Linked DNA regions of Homo sapiens: region 2 is linked to region 1. The links are chromatin loops, found by intact Hi-C in ENCODE. Cell type or tissue: chondrocyte. All regions are shown on one strand. Links, peaks and the distances in the headings refer to the core of each region. The heading gives the core; the rest is flanking DNA.

What was found. A loop is a pair of places that touch in the nucleus more often than their neighbours do. Peaks named below come from ENCODE experiments on the same cell type or tissue, not always from the same donor. Only the 100,000 strongest peaks of a DNase experiment are listed, where the experiment ranks them.
Region 2: a loop joins it to region 1, with 4 times the contacts of the local background. A loop is called at or near these places in 9 of 110 quality-filtered maps.

Annotation. Positions count from the first base shown.
Region 1 is chr15:22,905,180-22,918,012 of GRCh38, reverse strand. It overlaps CYFIP1 (cytoplasmic FMR1 interacting protein 1), which reads left to right. Exons shown (of 31, transcript NM_014608.6): 15 at 78-225; 16 at 1,383-1,536; 17 at 3,131-3,287; 18 at 5,738-5,834; 19 at 7,200-7,276; 20 at 7,385-7,493; 21 at 8,700-8,819. Among named protein-coding and RNA genes, the nearest start is that of CYFIP1, 69 kb to the left of the region's middle. In chondrocyte, for the core only: no CTCF peak of the experiment used is centred there; DNase peaks (open chromatin) are centred at 5,642, 7,512 and 10,262.
Region 2 is chr15:22,859,211-22,867,210 of GRCh38, reverse strand. It overlaps NIPA2 (NIPA magnesium transporter 2), which reads right to left. Exons shown (of 8, transcript NM_030922.7): 7 at 6,422-6,582; 8 at 1-998. The coding sequence ends at 364. CYFIP1 (cytoplasmic FMR1 interacting protein 1) reads left to right here. Exons shown (of 31, transcript NM_014608.6): 31 at 1-159. Among named protein-coding and RNA genes, the nearest start is that of NIPA2, 25 kb to the right of the region's middle. In chondrocyte, for the core only: no CTCF peak of the experiment used is centred there; no DNase peak of the experiment used is centred there.

The DNA of each region.
Region 1 (12,833 bases), core at 3,373-11,372:
GGGTGAGGAGATGGTGTGATTGTGAGGCTGGAGGTCTCGGCCTCTGGGCCTTGCTGATCACTTGGTGGGGTGTTCAGTGTCCTGCAGGCCATCAGGAAGACCGTGTGTGACTGGGAGACGGGGCATGAGCCCTTCAATGACCCAGCCTTGCGGGGCGAGAAGGACCCCAAGAGCGGCTTCGACATAAAAGTACCACGCCGCGCCGTGGGACCCTCCAGCACTCAGGTTCTCGTCCCTTGAGCCCCGCCTGCACCCTCTCCCTGGGGGGACCCACCCTGAGCTGTGAGCGGGTGGGGCTGGTGAGGCCCGGGTTAAATGAGGTCCTCGCTGCCTGCTCAGGCAGAGAAAGTGGCGCCTGTGGTTTCTGCTGCTCCTCTGTTTCCCACCCAAGTGAGTTGGGAGCGTGAGGAGACGTGCCTTGATTGTCAGATGTGTCATGTGCACTAAAAAGGAGTCTGACTCCATTTCAACTCCCATCCCAAAAATGTGGGCACAAGTCCACGTGTCTGTATTCATTCTGTGTTTCTTGATGGGTGTTTGAATGTCTGTATAATTTTTACGTTGGGTCTGCAAATGACTGTAGATGGGGCGTGGGAAACTGTGAGGTGCTGCTTGCGTGTGTCATGGTCCTAAGCTGCCCACTGTCCTCTCTCCTGGTGTGTTCAGGCCTCCCCGAGGTGCTTCTCACGACTTTCACACCCGGTTTAATCCACACCGCTGCGTCTGTCCTCCGTCCTGGGGCTGGTCTTCTCCCTCATCTCTGCCGGAGGCTTTTAATCTCTTCTGCCACTCTTCTGGAAAGTCACCAGCAATGCACGCTGCTGGCTCTGCAGGAGGGTCAGGGGGACGGCCCTCGGCCTGTGCGTGGTGCCAGCCACCCTCCCTGCCTCCCTCTGCGTGCGTCCCGTGTCCCTGCCTGGGGTGTGTGTGTCGAGTGACTAACGTCTCTCTCCTGCCTCTCCCTCCTGTCTGTCCGTGTCTAGCTCTACCTGGTGCGCACCATGGCCGAGTCCTTGGGCTCTGCCGAGCTGCTCAGGCAGCTCAAGTCTCTGGGCATGGAGAGGCTCTTGCATGCGGTTAACACGTTTCTGAGGCAGTCGTGCACCTACCTACCCCTTTTAACCTTTGGTGGTAAGACATCATTTGTTTCTCTTGACGTTTATGGCACGGAGGCGAACTGCTCCGCTACAAGTTGTTCTTTCCCCAAAGCAGCAGCAACGTGGCCGCGTAGACAGGCACCCGGACCCCTCGGGGAGCTGGTGCGGGGCCCTCCCGACCAGGGCGTAGCGGAGCAGTCCTTCTCTCATGGGCTTTTTGAGTTTGGCATAACTAATGTACCATGTATATTTTCTCCCCCACAAATGTTTCCTTGGATAATCCAGCTTTACATGGTGAGAACCATGCTAGAGTCCCTCATTGCAGACAAAAGTGGTTCCAAGAAAACCTTGAGAAGTAGCCTTGAGGGGCCCACCATATTGGACATAGAAAAATTTCATCGAGAGTCATTCTTCTACACTCACTTGATAAATTTCAGTGGTAAGAGATACTGCTGAGCAGCATCCGGCCTGGCATGTCCTAACACCACTAACACCGTCTAGAATGCTTCCGCCCGCCTGACCACCCCCTACCCCGTCCCTTGGTGCACCCAGACGGTGACTCGTCCTGCCCTCTGTGGCGGTGGCTGTACGTCCCTGGCCTGAGCTCGCTCCACAGGGCGTGGTCCCTACAAGGGTATAAACTGAGGAGCCCGGGCTGGCCCTGAGACATGAACAGAAAATCTTTTCAACCCATGCGGGGTTGGAAACAGGCGAATGTAATCTGGTGCCTGAGTTGAGACACAGGCATTGATAAATACTAGAAATGGCCCTTGCAGACCATGACGTGGGGGGAAGGTGGCGGGTGCCCTGTGCCAGGCAAGCCCATCCTGGGTGACACCCGGCCACCTTGACCGGCCACCGGTGGGTGCGCTCTCTGCCCTCCGTGTGTCTGTCCCGTGTTCTCATCAAGTCCTCCGTTGTCCACCTCTTGCTCAGAACAGGATCCCTGCTGTCTTGGCTGGGGTGCTGCGAGGTATTGGAGGAAATAGTACCACTTTTGCTGTTAACTCCATGAAAGGATGGAGTTCGAGTGTGGGCTCTTTTAATCTGTCTCATTTTTGCGTTAGACAGACCTCCCTGAGTGTGCCTCTAATGCTGCAGCCTGGACATTGGTTTTTATCCTAAGTGAAAGTGAAGAAGTCCTGTTTTTTTGTTTTGTTTTTTGTTGAGACGAAGTCTTGCTCTGTCACCCAGGCTAGAGTACAGTGGGGCGATCTCAGCTCACTGCAAGCTCCGCCTCCCAGGTTCAAGAGATTCTCCTCCCTCAGCCTCCCAAGTAGCTGGGATTATAGGTGCTCACCACTGCGCCTGGCTAATTTTTGTATTTTTAGTAGAGATGGGGTTTTACCATGTTGGCCAGGCTGGTCTCAAACTCCTGACCTTGTGATCCACCCGCCTCGGCCTCCCAAAGTGCTAGGATTACAGGCGTGAGCCACTGTGCCCAGCCAGAAGTCCTGTTTTTATGTCTCCTTTTGAGAAGAACATTTTTAGGTAAGACACAGTGGCTCATACCTGTTAATCCTAACACTTTGGGAAGCCAAGGCAGGAGAATCACTTGAATTCGGGAGTTTGAGACCAGCCTGGGCAACATGGCGAGACCCCCATCTCTATAAAAAATACAAAATCAGTTGGTGGCACGTGCCTGTGTTCTCAGCTACTTGGGAGGCTGAGGCAGGAGGATCGCTTGAGCCCAGGAGTTGAAGGCTGCAGTAAGCTATGATCGCGCCACTCACCTCCAGCCTGGGTGACAGAGTGAGATAGACTCTGTCTCAAAAAAAAAAAAAAGACACTTTCCCCCTGGATCCCACTGAAGGGCTCACAGGGTTGATGAGGTGGCTTTACCTGCAGCTATGCCCAGCTGGTCCTGTCCCTAGTGCAAGGCCCCGGTGACCCCTCCCCACTCATGTCCATGCTGCATGGCTTGGGGCTGAGCGAGGAGGAGCAGGCACCCAGCACACAGCCCTTGTGTCATCTCTGCTAAAGGTTTTTTTTTGCTTGCGGGAGATAACATGGAGTTGTTTGAACCCTCCCAGAAACGCTGCAGCAGTGCTGTGACCTTTCGCAGCTGTGGTTCCGAGAGTTCTTCCTGGAGCTGACCATGGGCAGGAGGATCCAGTTCCCCATTGAGATGTCGATGCCCTGGATCCTGACGGACCACATCCTGGAGACCAAGGAGGCATCGATGATGGAGTGCGTGTCCTGCGGGCCTGTCTCCAGCCTTTGTGTGTGGTGACCGGGGGTCCTCAGAGGAGGTGGCGGAGAGGCCGGGACTGTTTTTAGTATTGTATTTGAAATCAAGTTTCTGGGCCTGGGCAAAATAGCAAGACCCCAGTCTCTACAAAAATGAGAAAACTTAGCCTGGTGTGGTGGCTGATGCGGGAGGATTGCTTTACCACAGAAATTTGTGGCTGCATTGAGCTATGGATTGCACCACTGCATTCCAGCCTGGCCACGTAGCAAGACCCTGTCTCCAAATAAAAAAAAAAAAAAGAGAAATCATGTTTCCTGGGGTAAAGCTTTAGAGATTAATACAAGTAACTAACCAGTTTCTTGGTGTCAGACTGGAATTGAGAGCTCAGGCACTAGAACCAGTCACGTTCCTACTTTGCATGGGTGCTGGCTGGGACCCGGGGACTCAGCCTGGACCAGGGAGATGGATGAACCTGGACCTTCCCCAGGCCTTCGTAGTGCAGGCCCTGTGAGGTGGCCATGCCCGTGAGCTGCCTTGCGGGAGCCCTGTGGCCTGGCCTTTTGTGTGACACAGCCTCTGACCCAGATGAAGTGGGGAAAGGAAGTATTGATTGAACAGCTTTGTTCTGGGGATCAGGACTGTGGACCTAGATGGAAGGGCAGTCTTTCAAAATATAAAGTTCATGGAAGGGAAAGTGTTTGGAAAAGGGTGTGTCTCATGGTGAGCGACTGGGGAGCCGCCCAGCCGGTCTGTCTTCTGAGCACCGTGAGTGGGAAGCCCCTGAGTTCCTTGTGCGTCAGTCCTCACACATCCCTTGTGGTGCCCAGGAGATGGTAAGGGCAGTCACCTTCCACTCTCTGTGGCTGTGGCATGGCCATGCCATTTGTGTGGGCAGAGCCTCTGATGGCTCGTTGCACAGCATTGGGGTGGCGTGAGGAGCTGGAACCAGCTTGGAGGCCTCCTTCAGGCATGGGCCTCCTTGCCCCTGGCCATGGCCTTTGTCCAGATATGAGGTAGTGGGAGACGGGCCTTCAACCATGGGCCATGCTGGACATGCTCCTGGTGAGCTGTGGGATCCAGGACCTTCACCTTTGTTCTTTTTTTTTTTTTTTTTTTTTTAATGCTGTCTATGTACTTCCGTTGGTGTAATTTTTTCTTTTTTTTCTTTCTTTCTTTTTTTTTTTTTTTTTTTTTTTTGAGACAGAGCCTTGCTCTGTTACCCAGGCTGGAGTGCAGTGGCACAATCTCAGCTCATTGCAACCTATGCCTCCCGGGTTCAAGCAATTCTCCGGCCTCAGCATCCCAAGTAGCTGGGACTACAGGCACCCACCACCACGCCCGGCTAATTTTTGTATTTTTAGTAGAGATGAGTTTCATCATGTTAGCCAGGCTGGTCTCGAACTCCTGACCTCAAGTGATCCGCCCACCTCGGCCTCCCAAAGTGCTGGGATTACAGGCATGAGTCACCGCGCCCAGTCCACCTTTGTTCTTTTCCAGTCAGTTCATTCTTTTTTTTTTTCCCCCCAACAGAGACAAGGTCTTGCTCTATTGCCCAGGCTGGAGTGCAGTGGTGCAAAGACAGCTCACTGCAGCTTCAACCTCCCAGGCTCAGGTGATCCTCCTGCCTCAGCCTCCTGAGTAGCTGGGACTACAGGCATGCGCCACCACACCTGGCTAATTGTTTTGTGTTTCATGGAGACGGGGTCTTGCTATGTTGTCCAACCTGGTCTCAAACTCCTGGCCTCATGTTATCTTCCTGCCTCATCCACCTAAAGTGCTGGAGTTCATTCTCTATCATTTTTTTTGGACAGGGTCTCACTCTGTCACACAGGCTAGAGTGTAGTGGCACGATCTCAGCTCACTGCAGCCTCAACCTCTCAGGCTCAAGTGATCCTTCTACCTCAGCCTCCCAAGTAGCTGGGACTCAGGCGTGCGCCACCACGCCCAGATAGTTTTTTGTAGTTTTGTTAGAGACAGTATTGCCGTATTGCCCAGGCTGGTCTTGAACTCCTCACCTCAATCAAGTGATCTGCCCACCTCAGCCCCACAAAGTGCTGGGATTACAGGCATGAACCACCAAGCCTGGTCCTTGGAGTTCATTCTGGAAATAAGAAAATAATTTTCTTTTGTTAAAAATCCTATGTACTTGTAGTGAAATATTTTAAAGTCTGCTAAGTGAGAAGATGCAGGCAGGTGGAGGCCCTTGTCCGTGTGTGGCCTTCAGTGAGCGTCTGCTGTCCCCAAGCATCCTCGCAGCCTGGTGGGTGTGGCGGCCGCCTCAGGCGCAGCCACCACGTGCTTTCACAGGAGGACTGGTGTTTGAAGTGAAAGTTGTTTTTCCTTACGTGAGAGGTGGAAAATGGAGTTGAGTTTCTGAGGTGGGGCGAGGCTGTCGGAGCTGCGAGTGAGTGGCAGAGGCTGCTGGTCACACTGCTGCTGTCCTCTGCAGGTACGTGCTCTACTCCCTGGACCTGTACAATGACAGCGCCCACTACGCGCTCACCAGGTTCAACAAGCAGTTCCTGTACGACGAAATTGAGGCCGAGGTGAGGCCCCTGCAGCTCCATTTCTGTTCATTTCCTTCAATTAAATCTCCTTTCTCTTTTTGTTTTCTCCCAAGTATTCAACTTTCTTTAAAATATAAGACAGTATAAACCACGAAGCAAGCATGTGGGAGCAAGCCCTTCCTCTGTGGATATGCTTCCACGATGAGTGCAGGATGCGCTTTTTCACTTGACCGTGTGTCACTGCGGTGTCTGTGTCCTCATCTATTTTTGGTTATGAGCATGATCTTTGATGTTCAACTGAAGCAACTCCTGTTTTATTTCTCTATTTTTTTGGTTTTGGATTTTATAAATAGCACTCTGCTGCACTCCCTGGCATGTTTTTTATTTGCATCGCATGACTTCTATAGGACAAATTCCCACAGGTGGAATTCTCAGGTTAGTGTATGCACATTTAAGGAGATGAACCTTATTCTACACATCATCTCCTCTGCCTTCTCACAAAGACCACCTGAAAATGGTGCTTCAGGGAGATGTCACAGGTCCCCGGCCCTGCAGGATGGGAGGAGGGCAGAGACGCCCTTCTTGGCCCTGTCTGCTGGGCAGATGGGTCCTGGGTCCCACTTGCCACGAAGCACAGGTATTCTCCTCACAGTTCCAGGAGATAGTGCGAATCCCATCTGCAAGTAAGGGTCTTTTGAGGGTACCTCCTGACCAATCTCACACCCAGAACAGCCGCTTTGCTCCAGGGAAGGCCCTCGGTGGTGCCTCCTGGAGTGCACAGTAGGCGGAGCTGCCCCAGGGCAGGAACCCACCTGCAATGCACAGTAGCTCCTCGTGGTCACTGCACACAGTGAAGAGAGCCTTGTTGATTCTCTCTTGCATTTCAGAGAATAGGAATATTTTTCTCCCTCAGTAAGATTGGTTCTAGCCTAGTTTTCTGTGGCAGTGTGGTAGTCACTCCTGGCCACACTGCAGTTTATTTAGTGTGCTGTTGTTGGACAGTAAGATTATTGCTAGTTTCTTTAGTTTATTTTTCTTTTTTGAGGTGGAGTCTTGCTCTGTCGCCGAGGCTGGAGTGCAGTGGTGTGAGTTCAAGCGATTCTTGTGCTTAGCCTCCCGAGTAGCCAGGACCACGGGCACGTGCCACCACACCAGGCTAATGGTGGTGGGCACCTATAATCCCAGCTACTCAGGAGGCTGAGGCAGGAGAATCACTTGAGGCAGAGATTGCAGTGAGCCAAGATCGCACTACTGCGCTCCAGCCTGGGCAACAGAGCAAGACTCCGTCTCAAAAAAATAAAAGAGCCTCAGTTAGTTGCCTTAACGAAACATTTTGTTTTTCACCTTGTTATTTGATCTTGCTTTAGGGAATCAAACTGTAACGTGTGCTTTCTTTTTCTTCAGGTGAATCTATGTTTTGACCAATTTGTTTACAAGCTAGCAGACCAGATATTTGCCTATTATAAGGTTATGGCAGGAAGGTGAGTATCTGGTGTGTGATTTTGATACAAAACGTTTCATAATTTGATCTGACATTCCCATTACAATTTATGGCGTATGAAAAACTTTCTGTCTTCCTTCTACACTAGTTTGCTTCTTGATAAACGGTTACGATCAGAATGCAAGAATCAGGGAGCCACGATCCACCTCCCGCCGTCTAACCGCTACGAGACGCTGCTGAAGCAGAGGCATGTGCAGGTGAGCTGGGGCCGGGCTGTGGTGGGGACGTAGAGTGTGCATTGAAAAGACTGGGTTTTCGGCTGGGTGCGGTGGCTCACGCCTGTAATCCCAACACTGGGAGGCCAAGGTGGGCGGATCACCTGAGGTTAGGAGTTCAAGACCAGCCTGGCCAACATAGCAAAACCCCATCTCTACTAAAAATACAAAAATTAGCTGGGCGTGCTGGTGGGTTCCTGTAGTCCCAGCCGCTCTGGGATGCTGAGGCAAGAGAATCGCCTGAACCTGGGAAGTGGAGCTTGCAGTGAGCTGAGATTGCACCACTGCACTCCAGCCTGGGTGACAGAGTGAGCAAGACTCCGTCTCAAAAAAAAGAAAAAAAAAATGATTGAGATTTCTTATAGCTAGCTAGGTTTAGATATCAGCATGCCTTGTGACTGTGAACGTCCTTATAAATTGTTAGGCATTGAAAGACACACCGTTTCTATTGGGTCACCTCACACACAGGGAACACCTGCAGCATTCTGTATCTGCCCTGCGGCTCCTGGGGGCAGGCATAGCCCGGAGGGGTCAGCCCTTCTCCAGGAGCCCAAAAGCCAGAGCTTAAAAAGAATGAAGGTGAGAAGCACTCATCAGCTCAGAGTATCAGAGAAAACTTTCTCCTGGCCAGCAGGAAGAATTTAAAGATATACAGTGCTTATTTTTTACAGCTTTTAAAAAAAGATTCACATTGCATGCCTGTATTAAAACATCTCATGTACCCCATAAATATGTACACTTACTGCGTACCCACAAACATTAAAAAAAGAAAAAAAATTAAAAATTAAAAGTGATGTTACATTACACACACAAAACTAGTTAGTAAAATATGGAAAACTAAAAAAAATTGCATTTAATTCTACTCTCTATACACGAATAATCATCATGCACATTTTTGGACATTTTCACCAGGGCTTTGTCATATTTTTATGTAGTTAGAACAACACTGAAGTATGGATATGTTCCTAGTAGGCCAAAATAGAGATGGAGTAATTTTATTTATCGTCATAACACCTGTAAAAAGACACACACAGGCTGCCATGTATGTGGGGAGATGGGTCTTGAACGTGGTTGTAAAGGGTGTCGTTATTGACAGACCAGCTTCTCCAGGGTCTCTGGTGAGGCGTTTGTTGTTTTCGAGCTGCTCATGTCCACTCTTTACCTGCCATCCTTCCCTGTGTACGCCAGCTCCTCGGCAGATCAATAGACCTCAATCGTCTGATCACCCAGCGCGTCTCAGCAGCCATGTATAAGTCCCTAGAACTGGCGATTGGACGATTTGAAAGTGAAGATTTGACCTCCATAGTTGTAAGTAATTTCACTTTGCCCTATTGATAAATTGGACTAAGGGTAGGTCCAGTTCTTGTATAGATGATAAAAGAGATGCACTCATCGGGCGTGGCCTATACCAAGCCTCTTGTATAGATAATAAAAGAGATGCACTCACTGGGCGTGGCCTATACCAAGCCTCTTGTATAGATAATAAAAGAGATGCACTCATCGGGCGTGGCCTATACCAAGCCTACACTCAGTGTTCACAATGCTAAATTGACTTAACAAACACATAACCCCAATCTTGAAAAAATCGCCAACTATGGCAAAAGGTAGCACACCACTTAATAACGTGTTTACATTTTAGTATGAACGAGCTAGGAGATAAAAATGTTTAACTTTGGCTGGCACGGTGGCTCATGCCTGTAATCCCAGCACTTTGGGAGGCCTGCGGGGGTGGATCATTTGAGGTCAGGAGTTTGAGACCAGCCTGGCCAACATAGTGAAACCCCATCTCCACTAAAACTACAAAAATTAGGCGGGCGTGGTGGCAGGCACCTGTAGTCCGAGCTACTCCGGAAGCTGAGGCAGGAGAATCGCTTGAATCCAGGAGGCAGGGTTGCAGTGAGCCCAGATCGCGCCACTGCACTCCAGCCTGGGCGACAGAGCAAGACTCTGTCTCAAAAAAAAAAAAAAAAAAAAAAAAAAAAAGAAATATCTTCTTTAGGGACCAAGAGAGCCCACAAGGGTCTTCCTGCTAATTCTTCTACCCCTACATTTCGCTTGGCTGTCTGAATTCATCTCATCTCCAGGTAAGGTCTAATCCTTCTCCTGTTATCTGGACCTTCAGGTTTCCCAGTGAGGATGTGTGTTCGGGGCCAACGTTCCCCGCTCACCCTCTTTGGGCGCTCACCCATTTTTCGGCTGTCTCACGGAGCCTACAGAGGCAAGCCGCTTCCTTCAGAGGGTCTTTGGATTCTCTGCTTTCCTGGTATGTTCCTGTGGTATTTCTTGAAGCAAAAATTTGCAGTGTGAGTCTTCACACACTGCTGTGTTCGTCTGAATGGGAGCTGCCAGTTAGTCCTACCTTCTGTCTGCCATTTTTCCCTGTGTCTCTATCACAATTTGAACACAGGAAGAGGCAAGACTAAGGAACAGGAAAACAGAGGTTAAAAACATCTGAACTGGGGAACAGAGAAAAATAAAAATGAATGAGACAGAAAAGAGCATAAGAAATGTAGAAAACAGTGGAAAGACCTAACGTGTAACTGGAGTGTTAGAGGAGATGAGAGAGAGAGTGGTGTCACGGAAGACTTGTCTGAAGAGAAGATGGCAGAAAGACCTTAACGTGGACAGAAGACACCGGCCTGCCACTCAGGTGTGCCACCCAACTACACATGCTGGAGCCAGGGCCGGAGCCACAGGGGGACCTCAGTGAGCGGGCCCCCGAACCACAGCTCTGTGGATCACCTGACCACCCCCCAACTCTGACCCTCGGCCTGTGGTGCCTTTGAATCTTTAGGATTTAATCAGAGCTAGTAGGCAGTAAGCCTGAATGGGCTGGTTGTCTTCCCTTCTCCAGTGCGTGGTCATTGGTGCATGGCCACACGTCCGTTTCCACTGTGGGAGCAGGGGGAGGGTTTACAGTGTGCATTTTCTAACAAAATGCACAAGGTCCTTTCTCCCCTTCACCCAAGGAGCTCTGGGTCTGAGAACTGGTTGAGGAGCCATGAATTTCTTTTATGATGATTCAAGTTAGGCTGGTATTGGTCGGCCTAGGGCTTTTCCCTTTATCCAGATCAATGAGACTTCCGAAGGCCGATCGTTTGTGCCAGCCCTGGGGATACCACAGTCCTTTAGTCAACACTGGCACCCCTGTGCCAACGCTGGCACCCCTGTGAGTCAGGCAATTTGAGTACACATGAGTTGTGCTGCCCGCCACCTGGCACCATTGGAGTCAAGGAGCCCAGGCTGGTGGCCTACAGAGAATAATTTAGACAGAGCTCTTCAAAGATGCCTGAGATGAGAACAGGTTTCAGGGAGCTAAAACAGTAGGCCCTGCTGACTCTGGAATTGAATAAATCAAAATTCCCTCCTAAGACAAAGCTGCCCATGGGAGAAGCTGCTGGGAATAGCATGTAAGCTGGTAAGGGTTAGGATCATGGCGGAGGGGAGCATGAGAGGCAGGTCTCAGAAGGCTTGAGCCAGTGCTGTTACTCTTGGCCCTGACCAACCCCTCTTCCTCTTCAGAAGCATGAGAGAGCTTATTTCACTTCCAGTCGAGCCACAGGTAAAGATCATGGTCCAATCCCCTTTAGACGTATTACACTAAAAAAGAAAATGTAAGTGCACAGCAGTGTCCCTACAGACAGTGGAGGCACGTCAGACAGACACCCACGGACCATGGAAACTGTAACTTCATCTTTCACAGTGAGCTAAAAGAAATGAAGAAAGTAGTAGTTGCTGGCCGGGCGCTGTGGCTCACGGCTGTAATCCCAGCACTTTGGGAGGACGAGGCGGGCGGATCACGAGGTCAGGAGATCGAGACCATCCTGGCTAACATGGTGAAACCCCGTCTCTACTAAAAATACAAAAAATTAGCCAGGCTTGATGGCGGACGCCTGTAGTCCCAGCTACTCAGGAGGCTGAGGCAGGAGAATGGCGTGAACCCGGGAGGCGGAGGTTGCAGTGAGCCGAGATTGTGCCACTGCACTCCAGCCTGGGCAACAGAGCGAGACTCCGTCTCAAAAAAAAAAAAAAAAAAAAATAGTAGTTGCTGTGAAAGAATAATATAAATGAGAATTTTTAGAAATCCAGAAATAGGCTGGGCACGGTGGCTCACACCTGTAATCCCAGCACTTTTGGAGGCTGAGGTGGGTGGATTGCCTGAGGTCAGGAGTTCAAGACCAGGCTGGCCAACGTGGTGAAACCCCATCTCTACTAAAAATACAAAAAATTAGCCGGGCGTGGTGGCACATGCCTGTAATCTCAGCTACTTGGGAGGCTGGGGCAGGAGAATTGCTTGAACCCAGGAGGCAGAGGTTGCAGTGAGCCAAGATTGTACCATTGCACTCCAGCCTAGGCAACAGAGCAAGACTCTGTCTCAAAGAAAAAAAAAAATAAATCGAGAAATAAGGTTATTGGAAAAAAGAAAGTTTTGAAAAGAGAAAAGGCCGGGCACAGTGGCTCATGCCTGTAATCCCAGCACTTTGGGAGACTGAGGCAGGCAGATCACGAGGTCAGGAGATCAAGACCATCCTGGCTAACATGGTGAAACCCCGTCTCTACTAAAAATAAAAAAATTAGCCGGGTGTGGTGGCGGGCACCTGTAGTCCCAGCTTACTCGGGAGGCTGAGGCAGGAGAATGGCAGGAACCCGGGAGACAGAGGTTGCAGTGAGCCGAGATCGTTCCACTGTACTACAGCCTGGGTGACAGAGCGAGACTCCGTCTCAAAACAAAAACAAAAAAAAAAACAGAAATAAGAATGAAGGCTGGGCACTCGGTGGCTCGCTCCTATAATTCCAGCACTTTGGGAGGCCAAGGTGGATGGATCACGAGGTCAGGAGATCGAGACCATCCTGGCCACCATGGTAAACCCCGTCTCTACTAAAAAATACAATAAATTAACCAGGCATGGTGGCACACGCTTGTAGTCCCAGCTACTCGGGATGCTGAGGCAGGGGAATCGCTTGAACCCAGGAGTTTTTGAGGCTCTGTCTCAAAAAAAAAAAAAAGGAATGAAAAGAGGGAACATTTTTAAAATCAAAAAGAAATTAAAGCAGAAAAAGGATTTGAGAGGAAATGATGTTCTCAGATGATCATCATCATGGATGATGAAGATTCAGTGTACCTGTCATACAGCTTCCTCAAGAAGAAAACCAAAGCAACGGAACAGGGCCGACTGGCATCTATTTCAAGAAAATATTGATAAAATAGAAGACACCTTGAAAGTGTCTATTAAAAGCATACATCATGTATTTGGTAAAACCGACCCAAGCTTGTCAACACTTAGAAATACTGCATCTTAGGCTGGTTGAAGATTAGAAAAA
Region 2 (8,000 bases), core at 1-8,000, 47 kb after region 1:
ATTGATGGAGTGGGGATGACAAATGCACATTTCAGACTTTCATCACCAATGAAAAAATAAAGCATTTTCATAGACTTAAAACTGTCATTAGTGCATTCGGCTTTTGGAGAAGGGATGAAAATGTAAAATACTTCTACAACAATAAAATGTTAATAGAAATCGTCATGTGCTGAGGTCATTTTAGTGAGCTACCATTGTTTGTTTAAATACAAGAAAAGTAATTTCTTGGTCCAAATTAGTGAAATCTTTAAAAAGATTGCCTTTAAAGAACATTATTTGAGGACAATGTTTTTTCAGACACATTCTGATGATATTCAAATTCACTTCATAACAATCACAGATTAACCTTTAATTACACCTTTCTTAAAAAGCTGTCAGATTTCCATTTCTTCGGGAGACATTTTCACCAGTGTGTTGTTCGATTCCACAGGTTAAGCTTTCTTCATTATTATTAAGAACTTCATACATATTAGAGAGATTGCCATTCATTGCTTTCTCGTCTTTTCGAAAAGACACAGGCAGACTTGCTAGACTAAAGCTGACGTCTTTAAAGGCATGCAACAAGAATATCCCCACAATGATTGTAAAGAAGCCACTCAAAGTACCAATGACATCGTCAACAGGCATATCTTGCCACTCCTTAAAAAGAATAGCTGAACAAGTTAAAACTGATGTTGTAAAGAATACATAATATATTGGAGTCACAATGGAAGTGTTGAATATATCCAGGGCCCTATTTAGGTAATTAATCTGTGTGCTCACACAGACGATGAGGCTCAGCAGCAGAATCCAAGCCAGGGGATGCCGCAGCACAGGCTTCCCTGCAAACAGCTCCTTGATAGCAATGCCCAGGCCCTTCACACAGGAGACTGAAAACGCGCCGATTACAGAGCAGATTGTTATGTACACAAGAATGTTTGTCTGTCCATGGCGAGGACCCACCACGAAGATTAATATCAAGGCCACAATGACCACAAGGGTTGCAAAGACCACAAAACCTGGAGGAGGCAAAGAAAAGTTACATGAGTCAAATGGTTGGTTGTTCTTAAACACAGAATGCAAAACAAAATATAATAAACTTGATAGGGAGAAAAGGTATGGCCTGGAAATAAAAATCAGCTTTATTTTGCAGCCCAAGCAGAAATGCAACCACAAAAATTTACTTAGATGGACACACTGGAAGATTAATGCGAGCTTCATATTCACAAATTGTTATACCCCTAACATTTTTGCAGCAGCACTTTATGCCGACTTAAGTGCTCTAGCTCACCAGGCAAGAGGGACAGTGGGAACAGAACAGACACAGAAACTAGGGAGGAGAAACCATGAGGTGGCCTTGAATGTTCAACAATTTATAGATGCTAAAAAAAACAAAAAACACAAAAACAAGAGTTCTTCATCAAGTTTTCCCTAAAAGGGGAAACTTTTAAAATTTGTGGACAACTGCTGGAGTAACGAGCAAGTCAACTGGAGAACTTGAAAGATACTACTGGGGTTCTGGTTGAATACGGAGAATTAAATCCAGCATGATAATAGCCAACAACTGTGTAGCACTGTGGGCCAGGCATTTTTCTCAGCAATTCGCACTCAACTACCCTGTTATCACGGATACTACCACCTGCATTTTCGGATGAGGAAACTGAGGCCCAGATAAGTCACATGAATTTACTCTTCCTTCCTCAAATTCCACTAATAAAATACACAGTAATAGGATTTTTTTTTTTTGAGACAGAGTCTTGCTCTGTCGCCCAGGCTGGAGTGCAGTGGTGCGATCTCGGCTCACTGCAAGCTCCGCCTCCCGGGTTCACGCCATTCTCCTGCCTCAGCCTCCTGAGTAGCTGGGACTACAGGTGCCCGCCAACACGCCCAGCTAATTTTTTGTATTCTTAGTAGAGACGGGGTTTCACCATGTTAGTCAGGATGGTCTCCATCTCCTGACCTCGTGATCCACCCGCTCTGGCCTCCCAAAGTGCTGGGATTACAGGCGTGAGCCACCGCACCCAGCAGTAATAGATTATTAAAGACACAAATACACAAAATTAAGAACAAGAAGCCAGGTGTGGTGGCTCACGCCTGTAATCCCAGCACTGGGAGGCCGAGGATGGCAGATCACCTGAGGTCAGGAGTTCGAGACCAGCCTAGCCAACATGGTGAAACCTCATCTCTTCTAAAAATACAAAAATTAGCCAGGCGTGGTGGCAGACACCTGTAATGCCAGCTACTTGGGAGGCTGAAACAGGAGAATCGCTTGAATCTGGGAGGTGGAGGTTGCAATGAGCTGAGATCATGCCACTGCACTCCAGCCTGGGCAATAGAGTGAGACTGTCTCAAGAAAAAAGAGAGGACCGAAGATAACAATCCTTCGTAAGTCAGAAAGCAAAGGCTAACTAATAACTGGTACAGAGATCCAAGAAAGCGGAATCCTACACATCCGCTGTGATAAAAGATGAAAAAGCAATTTAGTTTGTGGCACAGAATGCTCAAAAGATACAAAGTGCCTCTGAAGTGGAGTAAAGGCAAGATTGAAAGTGAGGCCTGGCTGAAAAGTCCATTCAAGAAACAAGGAGACTCCTGCCCAGTTCTGGGAGACTGTCCCTCCCGTGCCACAGAGTTCCAGGAAGCTGAGGTCAACCATGCCTCCAGGCATTAATCCTTCCCCCCAGTCAATTCCCAGGATGCCCACAGCCAGCCATGAAACTGGAAGCTTTTTTTGCTGGGGATCTGACCAGCCCAACTTTTACATAACAGAGGACAGCAGGCCGGGCGTGGTGGCTCACGCCTGTAATCCCAGCACTTTGGGCGGCCGAGGTGGGCGGATCATGAGGTCAGAAGATCGAGACCATCCTGGCTAACATGGTGAAACCCCGTCTCTACTAAAAATACAAAAAATTAGCCAGGCCTGGTGGTGGGTGCCTGTAGTCCCAGCTACTCGGGAGGCTGAGGCAGGAGAATGGCGTGAACCCGGGAGGGGAGCTTGCAGTGAGCCAAGATCACGCCACTGCACTCCAGCCTGGGCAACAGAGCAAGACTCTGTCTCAAAAAAATAAAAAGAAAGATAGCCAAAGACCACCAGGAGAGAAGCCAAAACAAACAGAAAAGTGCAAAGCCTCTTTCTCCCATGTAGACAGAGGAAAACTTCAAAATAAACAACTGTCCCTCAAAAAACAAAAAAATTACTAATATCCTCAGAAAAGCAAGAAAAACTATTATTAATATCCTCAGAGACACAATGAAACAGACTGACCTGGCACCCCAAATACCTACAAACGATGGATCTACAACAACAAAAAACCCCAAACAAATAAAAAAGAAACATTTATTTGAGGGCATCAAAGAGCCATCAAAGTAGCCAGGACTTAAAGGGCCAAAATCCAGAGAAAAGAGAAGAATCAGCCCAACACTCACCTCTGCCTTCTCCCTTGGGGCAACTACTAATGCAAGGGGTGAGATGGCATAAAGGCCAATCAACACCGGCCTAAGCTTAAGGGGACTAGGTAAAAACAAGTTGGAATTTGGGGCTGCCTAAGCAGCTGGAACTGAATGGAACAAGACCCAGAAAGGAGGGAACTATAGAGTAGTGAGCCCAAATTTCTGTGTGCATTTCCCCTTACGGTGTTTCTTGGCACACAAGCTGCACAGCCAAGGTCAGAGGAGCCAAATGGAAAGCCCGGCCAGGAGGCCACAGGACTAAGCAGGGATTTTAGTGTCTCAAGTTACTGAGGAGCAGATCCTGGAGCTCTCAGTTTCTCAGGTGGAGGGGCCCAAACCAACATCTGAAGCTATCAGTTGAGAGCCAAAGGGCTATGAATAAGAATAAAGGCAAACTGAGCCAGGTGTGGTGGCTCATGCCTGTAATCCCAGCCCTTTGGGAGGCCGAGGGAGGTGGATCACTTGAGCCCAGTAGGTTGAGACCAGCCCAGCCAACATGACAAAACCCTGTCTCTACCAAAAAAAGATACAAAAATTAGGCCAGGCACAGTGGCGCATGCCTGTCATCGCAACTACTTGGGAGGCTAAAGCAGGAGAATCACTTGAACCCAGGAGGCAGAGGGAGCAATGAGCCGAGACTGCACCACTGTGCTCCAGCCTGGGTGACGGCGAGACTCCATCTCAAAAAAAAAAAAACAAAGAAAATACAAAAATTAGCCAGATGTGGTGGCACACACCTGTAGTCCCAGCTACACAGGAGGCTGAGGTGGGAGGATCGCTTGAGCCCGAGAGGCAGAGGATGCAGTGAGCCATGATCACACCACTGCACTCCAGCCTGGGCAACAGAGTGAGATACTGTCTCCAAAAAAAAAAAAAAAAAAAAGAATAAAGGCAAACTGAAAGAAACTAGGCCCAACAAAGCTTAAAACAATACCTTCAGGGTGAAGGTGAGCTACTGTATTCTTTTCTGCCTACCAGAAGAAATTTACATTCTCTCTGAAGGAAGAAAAAACATCACTTAAAACCTCTACACCTTCTAATATCCTACATCCAGCATTCAATTAAAAAATGCCTAAAAGCCAAAAGAGAAACACCACCACAGGAGGCCCACAAAGAATTCTAAAACTAAAGTTAGCAGACAAAGACTTTAAAATAACTAGGAATCAAAGAACAGAGGCAAGAAACTCTTAGAAATTAACAATATAACCGCAGAAATAAAAACTCAGAAGGGCTGGAAGAAAAAACAGAAAATCTCCCCAAAGGCAGAGCAAAAAGACAAAATGGTAAAATGAGGGAAAGAAAAGATAAGAAAATTAATGATCTAGGTCAGGAACTGCAATAAACAGATGAATAAGAATCTCACAAAGAGCAAACAAGAATATCAAAGGAGTATTCAATTCAGTTCCCAAGAGTCAGACATAAATTTTCAGATCAGGCCAGGCACAGTAGCTCACACCTGTAATCCCAGCACTTTGGGAGGCCGAGGCAGGTGGATCACCTGAGGTCAGGAATTCGAGACCAGCCTGGCCAACCTGGTGAAACCCTGTCTCTACTAAAAATACAAAAATTAGCTGGGCGTGGTGGTGGGCGCCTGTAATCCCAGCTACTTGGGAGGCTGAGGCAGGAGAATAACTTGAACCCAAGAGGCGGAGGATGCAGTGAGCCGAGATCACGCCATTGCACTCCAGCCTGAGCAAGAAGAACAAAACTCTGTCTCAAAAAAAAAAAAAAAGAGAGACCCATCAGGCGAGGCATGGTGGCTCACACCTGTAATCCCAACACTTTGGGAGGCAAGGTGGGTGGATCACTTGTGATCAGGAGTTCGACACCAACCTGGCCAACATGGTAAAACCTTGTTTCTACCAAACAAACAAAAAAAATTAGCCAGGCATGGTGGCACACGCCTGCAGTCCCAGCTACTTGGAAGGCTGAGATGGGAGAATCGCTTGGGCTGGGGAGGAGGAGGTTGCAGTGAGCTGAGATCACATCACTGCATTCCAGCCTGGGCAACACGGCCCTGTCTCAAAATAAAATGAACCATCAGGCACCCAGCACAATGGACAAAAATGGACCCATCTCTAGGCATGTCAGTGGGAAATTTCAGACACTGTGGGGAAAGAGAACATCCTACATGCTTCCAAAAACAAAAAATTGGTCGCATATAAAAGATAAGGGATAAACTGTTCAATTTCTCAACAGCAACATCAGAAATGAGAAGACGGTGGTCACAATAGGTTAAAAACATTTTGAGATAAACAAGGTCTCAAAAAATCTCATCTCTTCATGCCCTTTCTTGTCTCCTCTAGAGTGACACCACCAAAATGAAGGCACAAACCCAGGATTCTGGAAATAAGGGATCCAAGAAAAAGCAAACTGAAGGGAATCCCCAGGATGCTGCTGAAGAGAAATGCAGATAACAGCTGTGCTGGCAGCCTGGAGACACCCGCCTAGATTGAGGCCACACAGAAGGCACTGAGAGAAATTTCCAAAAGAGATGAAACAAAGAATACCTCTTTGTTTGAAATTACTGAGAGTAGAATTAGTCAACTGGGGAAGAGTTTCATGATACATTGATCGATTCATAAAAAACTACACAAACAAGATAATTATTACTTCTGGAAAAACAAATTATACAGGGAAGGAACAACAACCATAATAAAGACTAAGATGACAATAAAAGTTATGTATCAATGATAATGTAAACAATCTCAAGAAAACTATATAGGTACAGTAAATAAAAGGTAAAACAGATAATGCCTAAAGCTAAGGAAGTAAGTAGTAGCAATATACGCACACTACTTACAAACACAGAGTTAAAGAACAGTAGAAACACAGGCTTGGGATTGATAGGAGGGAGCAGGGAACATGACGACAATTTGTTCTTCTACCAGGTGGAACAATTTCTTTCCTTATGTGCTCATCAAATTTCGATTAAAGTAAAAACTAAGTTAAAAAGTAAAATACAGTAAGACTAATAAGACTTTTTTCTTACCTGGATCACCTAGCTTGTGAGACATTTCATTTAAAGTCTCAATCTCCTCTTCCTTTGGAGCATGAATGACCATAACTGTAGATCCTAGAATACTTAGCAAACACCCAATTTTCCCATGAAGATTAAGTCTTTCATTGAGAAAGTATGAAGAAAGAATGGCACTAAAATGGGGAGGAAAAAAAATTGAGAACTTTAATCAGCTACTTTCCTTTTTCAAATATCAATAAAACTCGTAATTTAAATCACTGAAATCAAACTAAAACACTGTGAACTTATGAAGATTCTGGCTTTCGCCAAGGAAAAAAAGTATACATTTCATCATAAAATGTAAACATTTCTAGGGAATCATCTGCTTCATCATACACTACACCTGTATACTTACCATCTTTCCACTGCAAGAAGTCAGTATGAAATTTATAATAAAGAACAAATTTGTATACATTTATATCCTAATTAAGAACCTATATCCAGGCCAGGCAGAGTGCCTCACGCCTGTAATCCCAGCACTTTGGGAGGCCAAGGTGCGCGGGTCACCTCAGGTCAGGAGTTCAAGCCCAGCCTGGCCAACATGGTGAAACCCCATCTCTACTAAAAATACAAAAATCAGTCAGGCATGGTGGCGGGCATCCTGTAATCCCAGCTACTCGGGAGGCTGGGGCAGGACCTAGAAGGCAGAGGTTGCAGCGAGCTGACATCGCGCCACTGCACTCCAGCCTGGGTGACACAGTGAAACTCCATCTCCAAAGGAAAAAAAAAAAAAAAAGAATCTCTATCCAAACCACCAGTGCTTAAAATTTACTCAACTTATTCCTATTGGTTGATGCATGCACCCCTCTTATGTTGTTAATTGTATATAATTTGCCTATTACATTATCAGGTTTTAATAACTTGTAGCTAGTTTTATCTAGACCTAAAAAGAAAATACAGCATAAACCAATAAATACAGTAACAAAATACTACAAAGAAAATTAAGGGTAAAGGGCAATGACTTATACCATAACCCTGTTTTACATATAGTTTTTTGGGGAAAAAAAAACAGATAAAAATCAGTCAATCTACTTTGGGAATAGTAACCAAGATCCAGACATCAATATGGGCTTAGTTGTTTGGGCTAATCATTACAAAGCAGAAATGGGACAAATCTCAGATCACTCATTCAAAACAAGCACTCCAGGCCAGGCATGCAAATCTACTCATTGGCCGGGCACAGTGGCTCACGCCTGTAATCCCAACACTTTGGGAGGCCAAGGCGGGTGGATCACGAGGTCAGGACATCGAGACCATCCTGGCTAACATGGTGAAACCACATCTCTACTAAAAATACAAAACATTAGCCAGGTGTGGTGGCGGGTGCCTGTAGTCCCAGCTACTCGGGAGGCTGTGGCAGGAGAATGGTGTGAACCCGGGAGGTGGAGCTTGCAGGGAGCCGAGATCGTGCCACTGCACTCCAGCGTGGGCGACAGAGCAAGACTCCGCCTCAAAAAAAAAAAAAAAAAAAAGAAAAAGAAATCTACTCATTACCAACCAGACCCTACCAAAGTGCACATGCACTGAATGATAAATACTGGGATGAGTGTAA